Linked DNA regions of Homo sapiens: regions 1 and 3 are each linked to region 2. Evidence: chromatin loops called from intact Hi-C (ENCODE). Cell type or tissue: heart right ventricle. All regions are shown on one strand.

Region 1 (2,500 bases), 61 kb before region 2:
GTCTTGATTCATGGTCTATGCTAAATGTGTTTACATAGACATGTGTCTATGTGAAATGCTGCCTCACTGGCCACAGCCTCTACTGGGGAAATCCTCATGGCTAAAATGAGGCCTGGGATGCTTGGTTTGAGGTGGGACCCGTGTGAGGTGGGCAAGTTGGAAGGCCGTCAGAGCTAGGAAAGGGTAGCGGTGACATTGGCTCCTCGAGAAAGCAGCAGGGGCCTGTGGGAAGAGGTGTCTGTCCAGAGGTCCCGGGAATCCAGGAGTGTCTGTGCTGTGGAGGATTGAGGAGGGTGAGCCTCAAAAGCCCAGCCAATGCGTTGCCACTTGAACCTCTCTTTGCCCGAAAAATCAAATTTGAGGAGGAATCCAGCTCAGGATATTCTTTGTAAAATCAGAGAACAGAGGAGGGGAGTCGTAAGAGTCAGCTAGGGCTGCCATTACCAAGTTTCACAAATGTGGCTTAACTAAGAGAAACTCATCTTCCCCCAGTTCTGGAAGCTGGAAGTCTGCGATCAAGGTGTTGATTGGCAGGGTTGGTTTCTTCTGAGGTCTCTCTCCTTGGCTTGTAGATGGCCACCTTCTCCCCATATCCTCACACAGTTTTCTCTCTAAGTGTGTCTGTGTCCACATTTCTTTCTTTCTTTTTTTTGAGACGGAGTCTGGGTCTGTCACCCGGACTGGAGTGCAGTGGCATAATCTCGGCTCACTTCAACCTCAGCCTCCCAGGTTCAAGTGATTCTCTTGCCTCAACCTCCCAAGTAGCTGGGATTACAGGCGCGCACCACCACGCCCATCTATTTTTTTTTTTTTTTTTTTTTGTATTTTACGTAGAGATGGGGGTTTGTCATCTTGGCCAGGCTGGTCTCAAACTCCTGACCTCACGTGATCCTCTTGCCTCAGCATCCCAAAGTGCTGGGATTACAGGCATGAGCCACTACACCTGGCCCCAATTTTCTTTCTTTTAAGGACACTAGTCATGTTGGGTTAGAGGCCACCCATAGGCCCTCATTTTAACTTAATTACCTCCTCCAGACCCTATCTCCAAATATGGTTACATTCTGAGGTGCTGGAAGTTGAGACTTCAGCATATGAATTTTGGGATGGACACAGTTCAGCCCATAACGGGTGGGAGAGGAGAGACGGGTACCCATTGTGCCCCCAAATGCATCACAGGGTGGAAAGACTGGTCCTTTAAAGATTCTGGGGGTTAGCAGGTGTCTTGGATTGGTGAGAGTAAATAGGCTAGAGTGATCACCTCCAAACCCCTGGCCAGTCACAGAGGGCACCCTCAACCCCATTATCTTCTTTTTTTTTAAGTATAGATGGGGGTCTTGCTATGTTGCCAAGGCTGGTGTCAAACTCCTGGCCCCTCAAATGATCCTCTGGCCGCCTTGACCTCCCAAAGTGCTGGGATTATGTTATGTGTATTTTAACACAATAAAACATGTAACGGCTATGTAAATGGCTTTAAAGGGCATTTGGAATAGGTAAGGCTCACACAGAGCTCACACAGATGTGAGCCTGTTCTGCGTAAAGCCTGTAGGAGACAGAACTGCATCAGGAGCCTGGGCTGCTTGTCAGGAAGGCAGGCATCCCTGTGGAGAGAGGCCACAGACTGCAGTGCAGTCAGCTACCAAATAAGGAGGCACCCGAGCTATAAATAGCTGTTAAGACAAGCTGAAGCATGCCCTGACTTTAAGGTCAGCTCAGCTGTTAGCTGCCTGGCAGACATGGGGGCAACAGCTAACTCTCGTCTCCTCCCTCCTCAGGCACCCCCTTGTTTTGCACAGGGCTCCACCTCCCCCCTGTCTCCTGAATCTGACAATGTCAACATCAGCTGAAGGCCCTGGACCAGGCTTCCAGGTCACCCATCCTGGGTATAGCCACAGGTGTGCCAGGTGTCAGACAAGGCTGGAGACAGGAGGGATCTTTTCTGTTGTACAGATGGGGGAACAGGAGGCCGGTAGGAGAGGAGTCATGTTCCAAGTTCCACAGTAAACAGGTGGCAGTGCTGATGCAGCTGCTCCATGCCTCACTCTCTCCTGTGCCTCTCGGCCCCTTTGGTGCCCTGGCCCCCAGCAGGGAAGATAAGAGTCTGGAGTAATGGCTGGCATAAGTCTCCTCCCCTCCCCCAGGAAAGGCCAAGACAATCAGTTTGCCATTGAGATGCCAGTTGGGGCCCGGTGCTGTGGCTCACACCTGTAATCCCAGCACTTTGGGAGGCCGAGGAAGGCGGATCACCTGAGGTCAGGAGTTCCAGACCAGCCTGGTCAACATGGTAAAACCCTGTTTCTACTAAAAATACAAAAAAATTAACCTGACGTGGTGGCACGCACCTGTAATCCCAGCTACTCGGGAGGCTGAGGCATGAGAATCGCTTTAACCCGGGAGGCAGAGGCTGCAGTGAGCTGAGATCCTGCTGCTGCATGCCAGCCTGAGTGACAGAGCAAGACTCCATCTCAAAAAAAAAAAAAAAAAAAAAAAGATGCCAGTTGGC
Region 2 (2,500 bases):
CTTCTAGGCTAGGTTAGGAAGAGATGTGGCTGGCTGGATAAGGAGATGGAAGGAAAGGGCAAAGAGGATGGCACGGTCAGCACAGGGACCACAGCAAGTGAGAAAGCATTTCTGGCCATACTATTTTTTTTTTTTTTTTTTTTGAGACGGAGTTTTGCTCTGTCGCCCAGGCCGGAGTGCAGTGGCGTGATCTTGGCTCACTGCAACCTCCATCTCCTGGGTTCAAGCGATTCTCCTGTCTCAGCCTGAGTAGCTGGGACTGCAGGTGTGCGCCACCATGCATGGCTAATTTTTGTATTTGTCTGGCCAAACTTTTTAAGTCCCTGAATCTCTCCTTTCTGGGACCTCCCAAATTCTCTAGCAGCAGCATTTTTTTTTCATCTGATATACCCTAATTAGGACCCATTTTCAAGATTCTAGATGCTAGGTGTTCCTCAGACTCCCACACCTCCCTCAATTCATGAGTCCCAACAAGGTGATGGTTAGAACCCTGGCAGGCCACAGGGACCTGGCCACCCTGTTACCTTCAGAGGGAACTGTTGGGTGAGTTCTGGCACGTAGGCAGCCCCGGCCTGCTTCTTGTGCAAAGACACAACCACAAAGTACTCGAAGAGCTGCCTCTCCTGGTACTCGATGAGTTCCCGGGCAAGTGATGGGTACCGAGGCGCCTGCTTCAGCCGGGACTTCACGTTGACCAGGCGCTGGCTGTGAGCTGGGTGAGGGAGGGAGAGAGAAAGAGAGAAAGAGAGAGAGAGAGAGAGAGAGAGAGAGAGAGAGAGAGAGACAGAGTGAGCAAAGAGCCTGAAATGACCATGAGTCCATGTGGAATTGTGCCGAGCTGCAATAGGTTATGTAATTATCAGCTCAAGTACTTTTTTCTAATCCCCAAAGTGTTTCTGTGTCTAACAAATTAGTAGGAAACTCTTTATTTGGGATCTCTGCCAAAGTTCTGGGAGAACCAACATTCAGTTGGCTACCAAACCAATCAGGGTGCAGGAGCCTGGCTCTGCTCTGCCATGGTTTTGCTGTCTGGACTCTGGGCAGAGGCTGAAGATGTCCTTGCCTTCATCTGTCTGATGAGATGGGGACAGTGACTCCTCCCCTCACCCATTTCCCTCGTCTTTTGGTTGGTGTGATGTGACAGAATCCAGACTATAGGGCTTTTGGAGCTGGGAGCTTTGTAAACATCCCTTGTGACTCAACTGGCAGAGATCCCACTAACTCAGGAACTCCTGTCCACCTCCCCTCCTGCCACTAACTCTGCAATGAAATGGCCTTGCTTCATTCTAGAGGTGAGTCCGGGAGCAGCTGGGTGTCAGAGGTGAATGCAGCAGGGTCACTGAGTGGACAGGTCCCTGTCACCTCGTTCAGCAATCTGGACTTGCTTTCTTTTTTTTGAGATAGAGTCTCACTCTGTTGCCCAGGCTGGAGTGCAATGGCGCAATCTCAGCTCACTGCAACCTCCGCCTCCCGGGTTCAAGTGATACTCCTCCCTCAGCCTCCTGAGTATCTGGGATTACAGGCGCCTGCCACCACACCTGGCTAATTTTTCATATTTTTAGTAGAGACGAGGTTTCACTATGTTGGCCAGGCTGGTCTTGAACTCCCGACCTTGTGATCCACCCGCCTCGGCCTCCTAAAGTGCTGGGATTACAGGCGTGAGCCACCAAGCCCGGCCCCTGGACTTGCTTTCTTTGGCTTCTCCCTGGGGTCTGAAAAATTGCAGAAAACTCACTAAAGCCTTGGCCTAGACTATTTAATTTTAGACCCATAGGGACCAATTATTTCAACAACTTCATCAGACAGATGAACTAGAGGCCCTGGATCTTAAGTGATTTCCTCCAGATCACACAGTAATTTGAGCAGAAGTGGGCAGAAGCTCCAGGTCTCTGGAGGCTTAGGGCTGCAGTGTCAAGCCTTGAAGTGTGGAAAACCCTCAGGACATAGGGAGAGGCATGGGAGCAGGGGTCGCTGCCGTTACTGCAGCCACCCTGGCTCTCAGCAACTGTAGTGCCATTTTGATCATGCCCATGACGGACCGGCTCTGGAGCACCCTGTGGCCCCACTGTCTCCCGAGATGTCCACGCCTTGCCAAGCAAGCTCCGGCAGGACGCTTCTGTCCCTCATACTAAGGAGGAGGGGCCACCTTTGCAGCTTCCAAGTCACCTGCCTGAGTCCTGCACAGTAGTGGCTCTCCTCACCTTTCAGCTTCTCCTCTGTGTCACTGTCAGACTCACTGTTCTCATCTGTCACTAGAAGAAAAGAACAAGGAAGAAAATTGCAAATGTGAGTTCTTCTCATGTAGGAAACTCTTTCTATGTGGTAGCACAGATCAAATGTTCTAATTCAGAGGGGATGTTGAGTTGCCTCTTTTTTTTTTTGAGATGGAGTCTTGCTCTGTCACCCAGGCTGGAGTGCAGTGGCGCAATCTCGGCTCACTGCAACCTCTGCCTTCCAGGTTCCAGTGATTCTCCTGCCTTAGCCTCCTGAGTAGCTGGGA
Region 3 (2,500 bases), 49 kb before region 2:
TGGCCTCTCAAAGTGCTGGGATTATAGGCATGAGCCATTGCGCCCGGCCAGGCAGGTTAATTTTTATGCACAGCCTGGTTTCTACCATTCTGGGAGCATCTTTGAGAATTTGATGTAAACTGTGGATCTTCACCTCTGAAAAAGTAATGGACACACCAAAGCCTGGGTAGAACTTGGAGGGGCGAGGGGGTCCATAACTCCAGCTAAGAGGAAGGATGAGAGGTCACCTCCCCTCATTTTCCTCATTTCTATTTATCCTCGGAAGGCCCCTTGCTCCCGCTCCCTAAAGGTTGAGAACCCCTGCCAGGCAGTATGGCCCCTCTGGGCCATTGTTGAGGTCGGCGCCCCTCCCTTTTGTGTTTCTGTGAGGGTCGCTGGTGAGAGCTGAGGGCAGGGGTCACCTGGTAGTGGCCCTGAGGCTTGCTCTGAGAACCTGCCTCAGCTGTGTTCGGGGCTTTTCCTGCCTCCCCGCTGTCCCTGCTGTCCCCACTGTCCCCGCTGCAGGACAGCTCTTAGGTCGCCCTGAGGTTTTTGGCCTTCTCCACACCCTCCCTGCTTCTGGTCCAGAAAACGCAAGCTGCCTCTCTGGCTGCACACGGCTCATGACGCCGCCCCAGCGTTCTCACCCTCCATCTTGTTACCATCAGCCGCAAAAGGTCCCCCCGCCCCCCACCGTGTACAGGCAGTGCACATCCACTATTGCATTAATGCTGCTCTGGGCCCCTGGAATGAGATGGGAACGGGGTCAAAGTTGTGGCTATGTGTTGGAAGGTGGGCCGTGAGCAGTGTCGTAAACTTGAAGACCCCTAGAACAGTTTACTGACCTCTTTTTGTGTGTGTGCCTCTAAAAGCCAGGGACTACTCAGGCAGTGGACAGTTCCATGGCTTCTTCTAAGAGAACAAGGCAGTCAAGAAGAGTCAGGTCCATTTGGGAAGAGAGACGTCCATGGCCTCGGCCACCAGGTGGCATCACTGTCCCTTCTGGAAGAGCAGCGTGTCTGGGAAGCCACATCCGTCTACAGCTCCCGTTCCTCCCTAGCCTCCACTCTAGGGCAAGGGCCCAGCCTTTCACTAGGAGGCCTCACTCCCTGAACCCGAGGCACCGGCTCCGCCTCCTCCCCTCACAGTCCTCATGTGTCGTCAGTCCCGCTCCGAGGAGCACCTCATTTCTGTTGCCCATCACCACTCCTCTTAGCTCCATTGCTGAGCGGCCGGATGGGACGAACGAGGGGAACGTGTAGGGCAGGACAGGCTCCTCTTGGCCTTGGCATAATAAACAGAAAACCCACACATTTTTCTTACTTTTAATATCTAAGATAAAAAAAAAAACCCAACCACCAAAACAACCCATTTGCATGTCGGCGACACGCCTGGTCTCGGGCTCCCTTTCTGGGGCTGTCCTCCCAGGCGGCTCCCAGGTCCTCATCCAGGGAAGAGCCCAGCCTCGGCCAGAAGCCACCGCGGCCTCCAGTTCCGCACCGTGACAACCTGGGACCCAGCCTTTCAGAAAGGCCACCAGGAACTGTTTTTAAAGCATAGGGCTGCACTAGGAGGAAGTTTTCCCTTGAGGCTGAGAGTTATTTCTTGTGGAGAAATTTCATTTTATTGCCTAAAAAAAAGGAAAATGAGAACATTTCACAAGGCAGACAAAGGAGGGTGAGATAAATCTTGCCCTTTCCACCCAGAAGTGGTGCGGGTAACGGGGCCCCCACGCCACCCCAGGGAGCCTCATCCCTTGCTCTGGAGAAGCCAAAGGGGCTTTGTTCTTTCCAGAGATCCCCGTGGGGTCTTCCTCAGACTTGAGGGGGTTTGAAAGGAAGACCATCAGAGCTGTCTAGGAGGGCTGGCTGCTTCTGTGGTAATAAAGGAAGCACCGAATTAACACATCCCTCAGGAGCCAGGGGAGGAGAAAGTGCCCAGCAATGCTGTGTGTATTTAAAACACTCTGCTTCCAGGTAGCCCTCCGTCCTGCAGGAGGCACAGATATGGCGCCCTTCACAGGCCCTCTGGGAGGGCCTCACTGCTGCAGACACCTCCCTACTGGGGCCTCCGTCCTCTTTTTTGGCTGTCTTCATTCTCCCTTTCCCTTTAAGGGCCTTTTCACTGATTAAACTACAGTCCTTGTAAGTGTCACGTTTCTACTTTCCAGAGGAATTTGGACACCAGTGCGAGTCTTTCTTGCCAGACGTCCTTGTCTGGTTCCCGCCATGCTCCCTCAGCTCAGTTCCTCTGAGATTTAACAGTGCAGGAGATCATAGAGAAAGAAGACAGCAAGAAAGCCCGGGGACCCAGAAAAGGAGGTGCTGGGGGCAGCGTTTCCTTTGTTTTCTCTTTGGGGACAGATTAGAACAGGAGGTTAAAATGCCAGTAGCATCTGCCCAGCGCAGGCCGTAGAGCTCTGCATTATTCAGGGCGCTGGCTCCAGTGGAGGGAACCGGCTGGGACTCCGAGACAGACAGCTCAGAGGCACACAGGCTGGGCACCCAGAGCCCGGGGCCTT

What was found. A loop is a pair of places that touch in the nucleus more often than their neighbours do. Peaks named below come from ENCODE experiments on the same cell type or tissue, not always from the same donor. Only the 100,000 strongest peaks of a DNase experiment are listed, where the experiment ranks them.
Region 1: it touches region 2 in a loop (3-fold over the local background); 8 of 110 quality-filtered maps call a loop at or near these places.
Region 3: a loop joins it to region 2, with 1.9 times the contacts of the local background. A loop is called at or near these places in 9 of 110 quality-filtered maps.

The regions. Positions count from the first base shown.
Region 1 is chr7:140,505,313-140,507,812 of GRCh38, forward strand. No RefSeq gene overlaps it. Among named protein-coding and RNA genes, the nearest start is that of MKRN1, 27 kb to the left of the region's middle. RefSeq lists enhancers at 1,386-1,976, 1,977-2,500. In heart right ventricle, a CTCF peak has its summit at 1,536; a DNase peak (open chromatin) is centred at 1,589; H3K27ac peaks cover 2,340 bases.
Region 2 is chr7:140,566,562-140,569,061 of GRCh38, forward strand. DENND2A (DENN domain containing 2A) reads right to left here. Exons shown (of 20, transcript NM_015689.5): 8 at 2,202-2,252; 9 at 525-712. Among named protein-coding and RNA genes, the nearest start is that of DENND2A, 73 kb to the right of the region's middle. In heart right ventricle, no CTCF peak of the experiment used is centred here; DNase peaks (open chromatin) are centred at 660 and 1,100; H3K27ac peaks cover 2,481 bases.
Region 3 is chr7:140,517,130-140,519,629 of GRCh38, forward strand. DENND2A (DENN domain containing 2A) reads right to left here. Exons shown (of 20, transcript NM_015689.5): 20 at 1,291-1,609. The coding sequence ends at 1,578. Among named protein-coding and RNA genes, the nearest start is that of MKRN1, 39 kb to the left of the region's middle. In heart right ventricle, a CTCF peak has its summit at 954 (motif pointing right); DNase peaks (open chromatin) are centred at 992 and 2,399; H3K4me3 peaks cover 551 bases; H3K27ac peaks cover 1,492 bases.